Linked DNA regions of Homo sapiens: all the other regions are linked to region 2. A link is a contact called in ENCODE Hi-C or POLR2A ChIA-PET data. All regions are on one chromosome and are shown on one strand. The core of a region is the stretch at or near the end of the contact, and the rest is flanking DNA. Distances in the headings are between cores, read along the strand shown. Region 1 holds the start of CLBA1 (clathrin binding box of aftiphilin containing 1). Region 2 holds the start of AKT1 (AKT serine/threonine kinase 1). Region 3 has its middle 15 kb from the start of LINC02280.

Region 1 (3,209 bases), core at 387-2,886, 190 kb after region 2:
GGAGAGCAGCTCCTGTCCCAGCTCTGCTTCTCACGCAGGCCTTTGGGGTGGGGCCTCAGTTTCCCCACCTGTACACAAGGACAACACTCCTCCTGCCCCCCTCCCAGCTCCCTGGGCCTCAAGGACGGCAAGGACGTGCAGTGGATGAGGGGCAGCAGTGGGAACGGACACTGCCCTTAAGCTGGCAAGACAGGCCCAGGCCTGGTCTACAAACCCAGCCAGCTCCTGATCACCATCCTTAGGGTCACTGCGGTGCTGGGGTGGCCAAGCCAAGATCCAGTCCTGGGCAGTCTGACCGAAGAGCTTCCATACTGCATGGCCCGGCTGCTCTGCCCCTCAGGAAGGAGCGGGGACAGGAGGCTGGGTCTAAGGTGCAGAGAATGATCTCATCTTGTCATTTGTAAAATTAAATTGTTCTGTAGCTTGGCTGAGAAGGACCAGGGAGGGAAGGGGTGATTCAAGCAAGGACAGAGTCCAGGCAGGGCCCCAGGCCCCAGGGTGGGAGAAATGCGAGCCTGAGGTAGATAGGGGGTGGACAGTAGGTGGCATGGTTCAGGGCTTCACCAGGGCCAGGCCCTCCCCTTACCCAGAGGAGGCAGTGATGGGGGCCAGTCTGGGAAGGCCAGGGAGGAGATGGAGTCAAGGTTGACTCCTTGAGTCTGGGGGTGAGGGCAGATGGCAGAAGGCCTGGAAGCCCGGAGGGGAGCTGCCAGAGGCCAGCCTAGCTCCTTGGTCGTCCAGTGGCTGGAGAGGGGCTGTCCGTCAGCCCTGCTCTGCCCGGGTCTGGCTGGTGACAAAGGAGGGGAGCACTCCATGCGGCCTGCGAGGGAGGGGTGGAGCCTCCCCGCAGCTCCTTCCCCCAGGAATGGGGACGAGTTAGGGGCGGGCGAGGTTTTGGGATTCAGGAGTCAGCAAGACGGACTTGGCTCTCGCCAGGGACAGGTGGGGTCCTGAGGGGCCGTCGCTCAGCTGCACCCACAGAGGGGTCGGCGGCGCGGCAAGTTAGGCTGCGGGGCGCCGGGAGAAGGGGCTGCGGGTGACGGGTGCGCTGGGACGGACCTGGGGAGCTCGTCGTGAGGAAGAAAGAACCACTCTAGGGCCAGGCCCAGTGGCTCAAGCCTGTAATCCCAGCACTTTGGGAGGCCGAGGCGGGCGGATCACGAGGTCAGGAAATCGAGACCATCCTGGCTAACACGGTGAAACCCAGTCTCTATTAAAATACAAAAAAATCAGCCGGGCGTGGTGGCGGGCGCCTGTAGTCCCAGCTACTCGGGAGGCTGAGGCAGGAGAATGGCGTGAACCCGGGAGGCGGAGCTTGCAGTGAGTCGAGATCGCGCCACTGCTCTCCAGCCTGGGCGACAGAGCGAGACTCCGTCTCAAAAAAAAAAGAAAAAAAAAAAAAAGAAAGAACCACTCGGGCGGCGAACTGAGCACGGACAGAAAGCTCGAGCGGCCCGGCGCCCAGGGCTCGGCCAGTGTGGAAGCCCGATCCCACCCGCAGCGGAGGCGGCCCGGGGCAGGGAGGGCGGGTCCGGGGCGGGTCCTGAACGGCGGGGGCCGGCGCTGGCCTCGCCCCGGATGCGTGCTGACGCCACGGCGACGGACGCCGGAAGCGGAGCTGGCGCACGCCGTTGCCAGGCAACGGGGCGGCGCAGGCAGGAGGGAACGGCTGGTTGCAGGTTTCTCTCGCCCTGGTCCCGCGCGGCCCCGCCGAGGCGGCGACCAAGGTGGGTGCGGGGACTCTCGGGAGCCGTGGGCCAGGCGCTTAGCCGGCCACCTCGGGCCCTGTCCAGGCCCAGGCGTTCCAGGGCTGCTCTGCGGGCCGCGTGCGAGAGGGACTCTCGGGAGGCCCCGGGGCGCCGCACCCACTCCTTCCCACTTGGGACTCCCGCGGGCGCCCGGCTCTCGCTCCTCTGGCCAGCGTGGGCCTCCCAGGCCCCCTCGCGGCTCTCTCCAGAGCAGGAGCCCCACCTTGGGCCGCCCCTCTCACACCTGCCGTGGGTCTGGTACGCGCCTCTGTGTCGGACTCCGCGCCCGCCTGCGTGGGAGGAAGCCAGGACTCCCGGGCGACCGGGCCATTCCTGTGGTTTGTGTCAGTTCCACAGCAGCACGTGGGCACTTTCCACCGTCAGCCACTGGGCAGCCCGGGGCACTCCTGCAGCGTCCCCTGGCCCTCTCCAGGGCAGGGGAAGGTTGGGCAGTCCTGGGCGGCCAGCACCCCGGCGTGCATGTCTCCTGAGCAGCTGCCCATCGGGCCTCTGCTGGCCTGGGGGCTCCAAGATGCAAGGCCGGCGGGAGCTGGGGGGAGAGCCTTTGAGTGACCTCCAGGAGGAAGCAGCCAGCGCTTCCCTCCGAGTGGCACCTGAGAGGCTGAGTGATGACAGTTTGGAATGGAGACGGACCTGCCCCGACCTTCTCCTGTCCGATGGGAAAGCCAGCATCTCCATGCCCCGTGAGGGCGGTTCCACCTGCACTGCCCGATGTCCTGACCCTGGGGAACACAGCAGCACTTGGGGGGAGTTTGAAGGCTTTCGGGAATCTTCAGCCAAGTCTGGACAATTCTCACAGTCCCTTGAACTCCTCGAGGGACCCACAGAACCCCAGCCACCGAGAACCACTTCTGCCCCAAAAGAGTGCAGTTCTCACCAACCATGCCAGGGTGGACCTTGGGTGACAGGAACTTCTGCCGTCCCACCTTCTGAGGTATTTCTGCTGTGCTGTGGTCACCATGTTGAGTGGGACGTGTACACACCAAGAGGCCTACAGCCCTCGAATGCTGTGGCGTGCTGGCCAGGGAGGGGGCTGACAGCCCCAGAGCGTCTGCTTCTCTCCTGGCCTTCGTCCCTGGCCATGTGGTTGGCAGTCCCATCCTGAGGCCAGGGAAGCAATGAGTTGGCAGAGGAGGCTGCAGAAATGGGTCACACGAAGGCCAGGTGGGGGCCACCTGAGCTGGGTCGCTCTTTCTGACCATTCCTCCCCCAGCCTGTCCATTCCCCATTGGTGGGGGCTGCACTGGCCCCAGCTCAGGGCATTTGAGGAGGAGCTTTTTGTCTGAATTCTGAATCTGCTGAGTTCAAAAGTCTCAGAGATTCTAAAATCACATGATCACATTTCAACTTGCTTGTAATGAATTGGGTGACGCGGGATCCAACCTGTCCGGGAGCTTGTAATGAATTGGGTGATGCCCATTCCGACCTGTCCGGGAGCCA
Region 2 (3,162 bases), core at 214-2,713:
AAGACCTCTGGATGTCCCCCCACCCCCACACGGGCCTGAGCCCCTCCAAGGCCTGCTGCTGACAGAGTCAGACAGCTGTCCAGAGCCATGTGTAAAAATACATCTGTGCTCACACAGGGTGGTGTACGTCTGCACAGAAACGTATACACCAGGCCAGCACAGGGCTGCCTGTGGGGGCGGAGGGACCCCGACTTCCCACAGCCTCCGTACCTGCCGCCTGCCTTTACCATAAGCACATATTCTTGCTACTATTATTAAGTCACAACTTAAAAAAAAATACTCTGTTTTCGAAAGGGCTCCTCCATCTGCCTCCAGAACCCTGGTGTATGAGAAGTCTACACAGCTCCCGGGAGAGGCAACCGGACCCCCACCAACGGACTCCGTCCGCCCTTCGCTCGGATGAGGGACTCAAAGCAGTCAAGAAGTGGCCACCTGGAGCAAGGCCGAGAGACCCAGGAGTGAATGTGGGGCGGCCTCTGGCTGCAGAGCAGGGGCCCAAGCTCACCCGCTGACCAAGGCAGCACTCAGAGGCCGTCCCGACAGGACCAAGCTCGCTAGCGCCCCAGGATACTCAATCTAAGGGGCAAGCCCCAGCTGCCCTCCAAGCCTTGGCCTCTGGGATGGGCGGGCAGGACCTCCAGGGCCCACCCAAGACAGGAAGCAGTTCCGGGGCCCAGGAGGGTCACAGTCCTTTGTGGCTAGCCTGGGTACCCCGCCACCACGTACAACTTTTCGTCCGTGGGAAACGAAGTCTCCTTCCGGGGCCCTCCCACAAACTTGAAGGCCGGCCGCGGCGAGTCTTTCTCCAACCCCGGGGCACCTCCGCCGGCTGCCTCGCTGGCCCAGCGCCCGGGGAGCCCCACGGCCCGCAGGGGCACCCCGAGCCCCAGCTCCAGGCCCGGCGGCGTCCCTTCTCTCGGGTCCCGGCCTCGCCCGGCGGAGCGGCCTCCCCAAGGTCATGAGGGAGGCTGGGGCCGGCAGCCTGCACCCCCGGCGCCCGGCGTGGGGCCGCCCTCCCTTGGCCGGGCCCGCGCGCCCCGCGCCCTCCCCGCCCAGGCCCGCTCGGCCACTTCCTGCTCCCGCTCCTCCATTCTGGCGGCGCCGCGGCTCGCGCCCCGGCCCGACCGGCCGCGAACAAAGCGGCCCGGCCCGCGGGGAGGAAATCCAGGCCCGGGCGGCCACGGCGGGCGGGGACTCACCGGGCCGCCGCGTCCGGGCGCGAGCGCGGGCCTAGCCGGGCCGCGGCCTCCGGCGCCCGCCGCTCCGCATCCCCGCGGGCCGGCGCTGGGCGGGGCCGGGCTGGAGGCCGCGGCGGGCGGGGGCGCTGCTCGGGGCCGGGCCTCGCGTGCCGCCGCCGCTCGGTGCCCGGTGCCCAGCGCTCGGTGCTCGGCCGCCTGCTCCCGTCTTCGGGCCGCGCTGCGTGCGCTGGGCCAGCCGCCTGCCGCGCTCGGTCCTGCCGCCGCCGCCGGCCCGCCCTCTCCCCGCCCCGCGCCCGCCCCGCGCCCGGAGCCGCCCGCCCACATCCGCCTCCGCCGCCCGGGGCGTCCCCACCGCGCGGCCGGCGGCGAGGGCGGAGCGCGCTCGGGGAGCGCGCGGCCGGGCTGAGGGGCAGCTCCCGACGACCTGGGGCCTGGGCTGGGCCGCTAACGGAGCCCGGCCACCAGCCAGCCCGTCCCGGGGCCACGCCCTCTCTGGCCTCAGTTTCCCCGTCTGTAAAGTGACCCGGCGCTTCTGGGCTCGCTCTGCCGTGACCCTAGCAGAAGGGGCCCGAGACAGGTCAGGGACGAATCCCGGACTTCTGCCTCCGCGCGCGGGGCGGGGGTGGCTTAGGTTGACTTTCAGGCTGCCCCACTCTGGGGGGCGTGGAGGGGGCGGCCAAGAGTGACCTAAAAGGCCCAATCCCAAGACCTTGTGCCTCTGGGGGAAGTGCGGGAGGATGCCAGGACAGGAGGTCAGTTGGAGGTGGGCCTCCAAGGAGCAGGAAGGCTCCGAGGGGAGTCAACCATTCACCTAGGTACTGGCAGCTACACTCACAAAAGGGGGACTTTGCTGGGGAGTGGGAGAAGAGGGGCACACCTTGCCTGGCTCCCACCTTGAGCTGGGAGCAGACACCAGACAGAGGAGGAGCGGTGTCTAGGGTGGGCTGTGACAGCTGACAGCCCAGAGCCCTCCCTGCTGGGTGGACTTGGTCAGCCCGGACACCCAGTCCGAAGTCCACTGGGAGGCAGATGGCCCGGGTATGGAATGAGTAAGTGGGACACAGACCCCTTTCTCCTGGACACTCACAGGAGAGTGCAGGTGACTGCCACCCCGACCCCTTCCTAGCCAGAAGTTCCTCCGACAACTGCCCCTCCCCCATTCCAGAGGCCCACAGTTGATAATAACCCTTTTGTGAAAGACAGACTCTTGTGAGTTACCTTCCTGAGGCTGCTAAGTATTGGGGTTGGGGGAGCATTTTTATTTTCAGCCAGAGTGAGTTCAGCTGGCAGCAGGGGAGGGGGTGGGAGGAGATGCAGACAGAGGCAGCAGGTTCGGCCCAGTGCTCAGGACAGAGTCTGCAGCCAAAACTCGGGCTTCATCCCTGCCTCTTGGGGCTGACCAAGAGAAGGACTCTCTCCCCCTGCATGAGGGCACTCGCTCCTCAGACAGGGGACTCCCCATTCCTGCCTCTCGCCTGAGCACCTCTGCTCCCTCCCAGCTCAGACTTTGTAACCCCAGGAAGGGCCCACCTCCAGGGGGCCAAGTCAGAGGCCCAGTGGTCTGCGCCGCTTGGGTGGGATACCTGACACAAGGGTTGCCCCCAGAGCCTGGGCGTCTGGTGTCTGTCTCTCACCCAGCAAACCTGCACCATGAGCCACCTGGGGCTCCCTCTGGGACTGTCCCACCTGCCCACTGCTCCCCGAGGAAGAGTTCCTGGTATCTGTCCACCATCCTGGGCTCTGCCATGCAAGGATGGAGGAAGGAATTCAGGGAGGAAGCAGAGGGTAAGAGGGCCATGAGACAAGGCCAGCAAGTGGCCGAGGCTTGGGGATGTGGGAGGGAGCAGGGCACCCTCTCATGGAAGAGGCAGTGACATTGCGGGCTGTTCTTGAAGTGGTTGGACCTCTTGCTTATTTTGCACTGGCTGTCTCCAAGGAGGCCTCCCAGTCTTCCCAGCCTGGT
Region 3 (3,029 bases), core at 265-2,764, 150 kb before region 2:
TGGGTGACAGAGCAAGACTCCATATCAAAAAAAATAATAATAATAGATTAGTGGTTGCCTAGATGACTTCTAACAAACGCATACACCTACGAAGAGGGAGAACACCACCACCAATCCAGAATGTTCCCTCATGCCCTCTCCTGGCAAAGCCCCACCCCCACCCTACCCCAAAAGACATCCCCTGGTACGATTTCTTGCCTGTTCTAGAACACCACATAAAAGGAATCACAGCAGGTCCTGTTCTGTGGAAGGTCTCTTTTGCTCAGCATCATGTTTATAAAGTCATCCATATTGCTGCACGGATCGCTGGTTCATATTGATATTCATTAGATAACGGTTGGACCAGTCCTCCCACCCTCCCTCCCGCCATCTCTCTCTCTCTCTCTCTCTCTGTCTCCCTCTCTCTTTCTTTCTTTCTTGAGATGGAGTCTCGCTCTGTGGCCCAGGCTGGAGTGCAATGGTGTGATCTCGGCTCACTGCAACCTCCGCTTCCCAGGTTCAAGCAATTCTGCCTCGGCCTCCCGAGCAGCTGGGATTACAGGTGCCCACCACCACGCCCGGCTAATTTTGGTATTTTTAGTAGAGACAGGTTTTCACCATGTTGGCCAGTCTTTTAAATGAATCCAACGAAATCTAAATATCATGGTGATTTAATCATCAATTTTTAAGAGACAATTTTTTAACAGACTTAAATGTTTTCTCCTTTGCCTTGTATTTTCCCTCCACTTTGCCCACAGAATTTTATGCCAACATGACATATCTTCTGCTCCAAGTCCTCCGCTGGCCTCACTGTGCTTTTCCGTAATGGAAATATGTGTATAAATTGAAATGCCACTTTTCATTCTTTACTTCATAAGTCTCTTATCTTTAAATGTTTCTACTGGATTCATTATTTTTCAATTATTAGCCCACAGTTCCTCAAAACCACTGATTGGGATATAAATAATCTATATTATACATTTTGATTAAAAATTGTTACACAGAAAAAGGAAGTTTTCATTGGGGATGCATCTCCCGATGAAGGGGACGGGCTTTTTTCCGTGTAGCCCCTGTTTCCATGGGTGACGACGACTTGTTGAAAAGACTCACTATCCCGCGTGGAATGTCCTCCTGCTTTTTGGGTTTTAGGGGCTAGCACTGAGCGTCTTTGTTCACACGAACAAGTCTACGGGACAAAGGAGGATTGGGGCAGCACTTCCGCAAACCTGAGACGGGCCACCGGGAATCGCTGCTGCGGTCGGGGGCTGCGACGCCACCAGCCCCAGGGTGGAGAGCGGCTTTCTGGGCGTCCGGGCAAGTCCATGCTCCGGGTGGGGAGGCCGAGGGGCCGAGGAAGTCGAGGGTCTGGACATTCGCTGCCCCGGAGCCGCGTGAGCCCGCCCCGCCCTGGAACGTCCTCCCAGGCGTTCTCGCCTTTGCAGCCCCCGCCTGACTGCGGACCCTCCACTCCCCACTCTCTCCTTCCATCCCCGCTTCCCTCTCCCTGCCCCTCCTCCTCCCCCGTCGTCAGCCTTGACAAAGGAGGGCGATGCCACCGCTTACCGCCAGAGGGCGCGCCGCGCCCCCCAAACGGACACTGAAGCGGGCGCCCCCTGGCCGAGCGGGGCGCAGGGGAAGAGGGGGCGGAGGGGGAGAGGAGGTGCAGGGACAGAGGGGGCCCAGGGGGCTTCCAGCCTCCTGCCTGGGTCCTGGTTTGGTTGCCCCCGCACCACCCAGCGCTTGCCCACCCTGCCTCAGTCTCCCCATCTCCCAGCCTCGGGGCTCCTCTGGCTGGCTGGGGCCCACCCTGGGGCAGAGCCGCTGGGTCTGGGGATGGGTAGCATCAAGATGCCTCGAAGTCCTGGCCTGGTCTTCAGGCTCCCTATAATTAGGACTCCACCCCCACCCCTACAGGAGCCTGTCCAGAAGGTCCTGGGCGTGGCTGGGGTGTCGTGGACACCTGCCATCTTTCCTGAACGCTGCAGACACCTGCGTCCCACTCCAGTGCAGGTGGCCTGGGCCCCTTCAAGGAATGGCTGGGAGTGGGAGGGTGGGCCTGGGGTTTCACGGCCCACACCTGAGGCCAGTCACACCCCGACTGGGCCAGGCAGAAGCTGCACAAACTTCACACTGGAAAGGTGGGGCCAAGGGCAGCCCCAGCCCACCTGCCAGCACCTCCCCATCCCCAGCATCTGCCGGGCACAGTGGGGGCACACCTAACCTCCCCACCCCTACCCACTCTTGACATATAAGGCCTCAGCCAGGAAGTCCAGAAGGAGGGCGTGGACGGGGATCTGCACTGGAGGCCTCTACCACCTGTGAAGCCATCGGGCCTGTGGGCCGCAGGGCAGGACTCCCAGGTCTGGAGGGCCCTCAGGCTGGCCTCCATGAGGTGCCGCGAGGCTGGGGTACAGAGCTGAGTCCCCACAGCCCTCACCTCCCTGGCCCCTGCCCATCACAGCCTAGCTCCTCCTGGAGCCACCTCACCTCCCTGGGCCTCTGTTTCCCCCTCCGTAGAGCAGAGGTGTTGACGGCTTTCGCTTGGAAGGCTAAGCCAGTCTGTCTTTGCGGAGTCCACGTGCTGCCAGCACACAGTCCATGCTCCGGAGTCAGCATCCCACCACATGGTGGAGGGGATGTTCTGAAACCCCTCTTTGAAACTCACAGAACCTGGGGACAAAGCGGGGCAGCGTTTTGTCAGTGAGAAGTGGCCGCAGGAGGGGCCCAGTGACCAGCACCAGGTACAGGAGCAGACCCACGGCCCGGCCCACAGGCACCAGACACCCTGGGCACAACCGGGCCTGGGTTCCCTCTGACATGGGGCACCTGGACAGATACTTGAGCACAGCCAGGCCTTCAGATGACAGCCATCCCCGCAAGCATCTGACCACGTGCAAGACCCCGCACCTGAGCTTCCCAAATGAGCCCCTCCTAAATGCCAACTCCAGAAACCATGAAATAATTGTCCACTGTTTACGCATCGGAGCCGCTGGCCATGCAGCAAAGGGACCAAGCTGCTGGCGCGCACAGGTTCATCTCCCAGTGGCTCC

Evidence for each region. Hi-C counts contacts between places; a loop is a spot of excess contacts on that map. ChIA-PET counts read pairs that join two places held with the same protein, here RNA polymerase II (POLR2A). Pooled maps may share reads with other maps.
Region 1: a loop to region 2 is called in a map of gastrocnemius medialis, with 5 times the contacts of the local background. The contact joins the promoter of CLBA1 here to the promoter of AKT1 in region 2. A Hi-C loop is called at or near these places in 5 of 168 maps with a recorded cell type or tissue (B cell, CD14-positive monocyte, CD8-positive, alpha-beta T cell and 2 more), 2 of 37 single-sample maps with no recorded cell type and 14 of 50 pooled maps. POLR2A ChIA-PET finds 5 or more read pairs at or near these places in 1 of 52 experiments (T-cell).
Region 3: a loop to region 2 is called in a pooled map, with 2.4 times the contacts of the local background. The contact joins the enhancer-like site here to the promoter of AKT1 in region 2. A Hi-C loop is called at or near these places in 1 of 37 single-sample maps with no recorded cell type and 3 of 50 pooled maps. POLR2A ChIA-PET finds 5 or more read pairs at or near these places in 1 of 52 experiments (activated T-cell).

The regions. Positions count from the first base shown.
Region 1 is chr14:104,984,152-104,987,360 of GRCh38, forward strand. It overlaps CLBA1 (clathrin binding box of aftiphilin containing 1), which reads left to right and starts at 1,637. Exons shown (of 5, transcript NM_174891.4): 1 at 1,637-2,703. The coding sequence starts at 2,281. RefSeq lists a silencer at 1,426-1,895.
Region 2 is chr14:104,794,285-104,797,446 of GRCh38, forward strand. AKT1 (AKT serine/threonine kinase 1) reads right to left here and starts at 1,464. Exons shown (of 15, transcript NM_001382430.1): 1 at 1,200-1,464. RefSeq lists enhancers at 1-571, 2,613-3,162 and silencers at 836-1,155, 1,186-1,235, 1,416-1,775.
Region 3 is chr14:104,648,962-104,651,990 of GRCh38, forward strand. No RefSeq gene overlaps it. Among named protein-coding and RNA genes, the nearest start is that of LINC02280, 15 kb to the right of the region's middle. RefSeq lists silencers at 1,284-1,433, 1,444-1,523, 1,604-1,683. Within about 2 kb of position 1,515, at least 3 of the 41 ENCODE cell types and tissues checked have a DNase peak (open chromatin) inside an H3K27ac peak, as active enhancers do.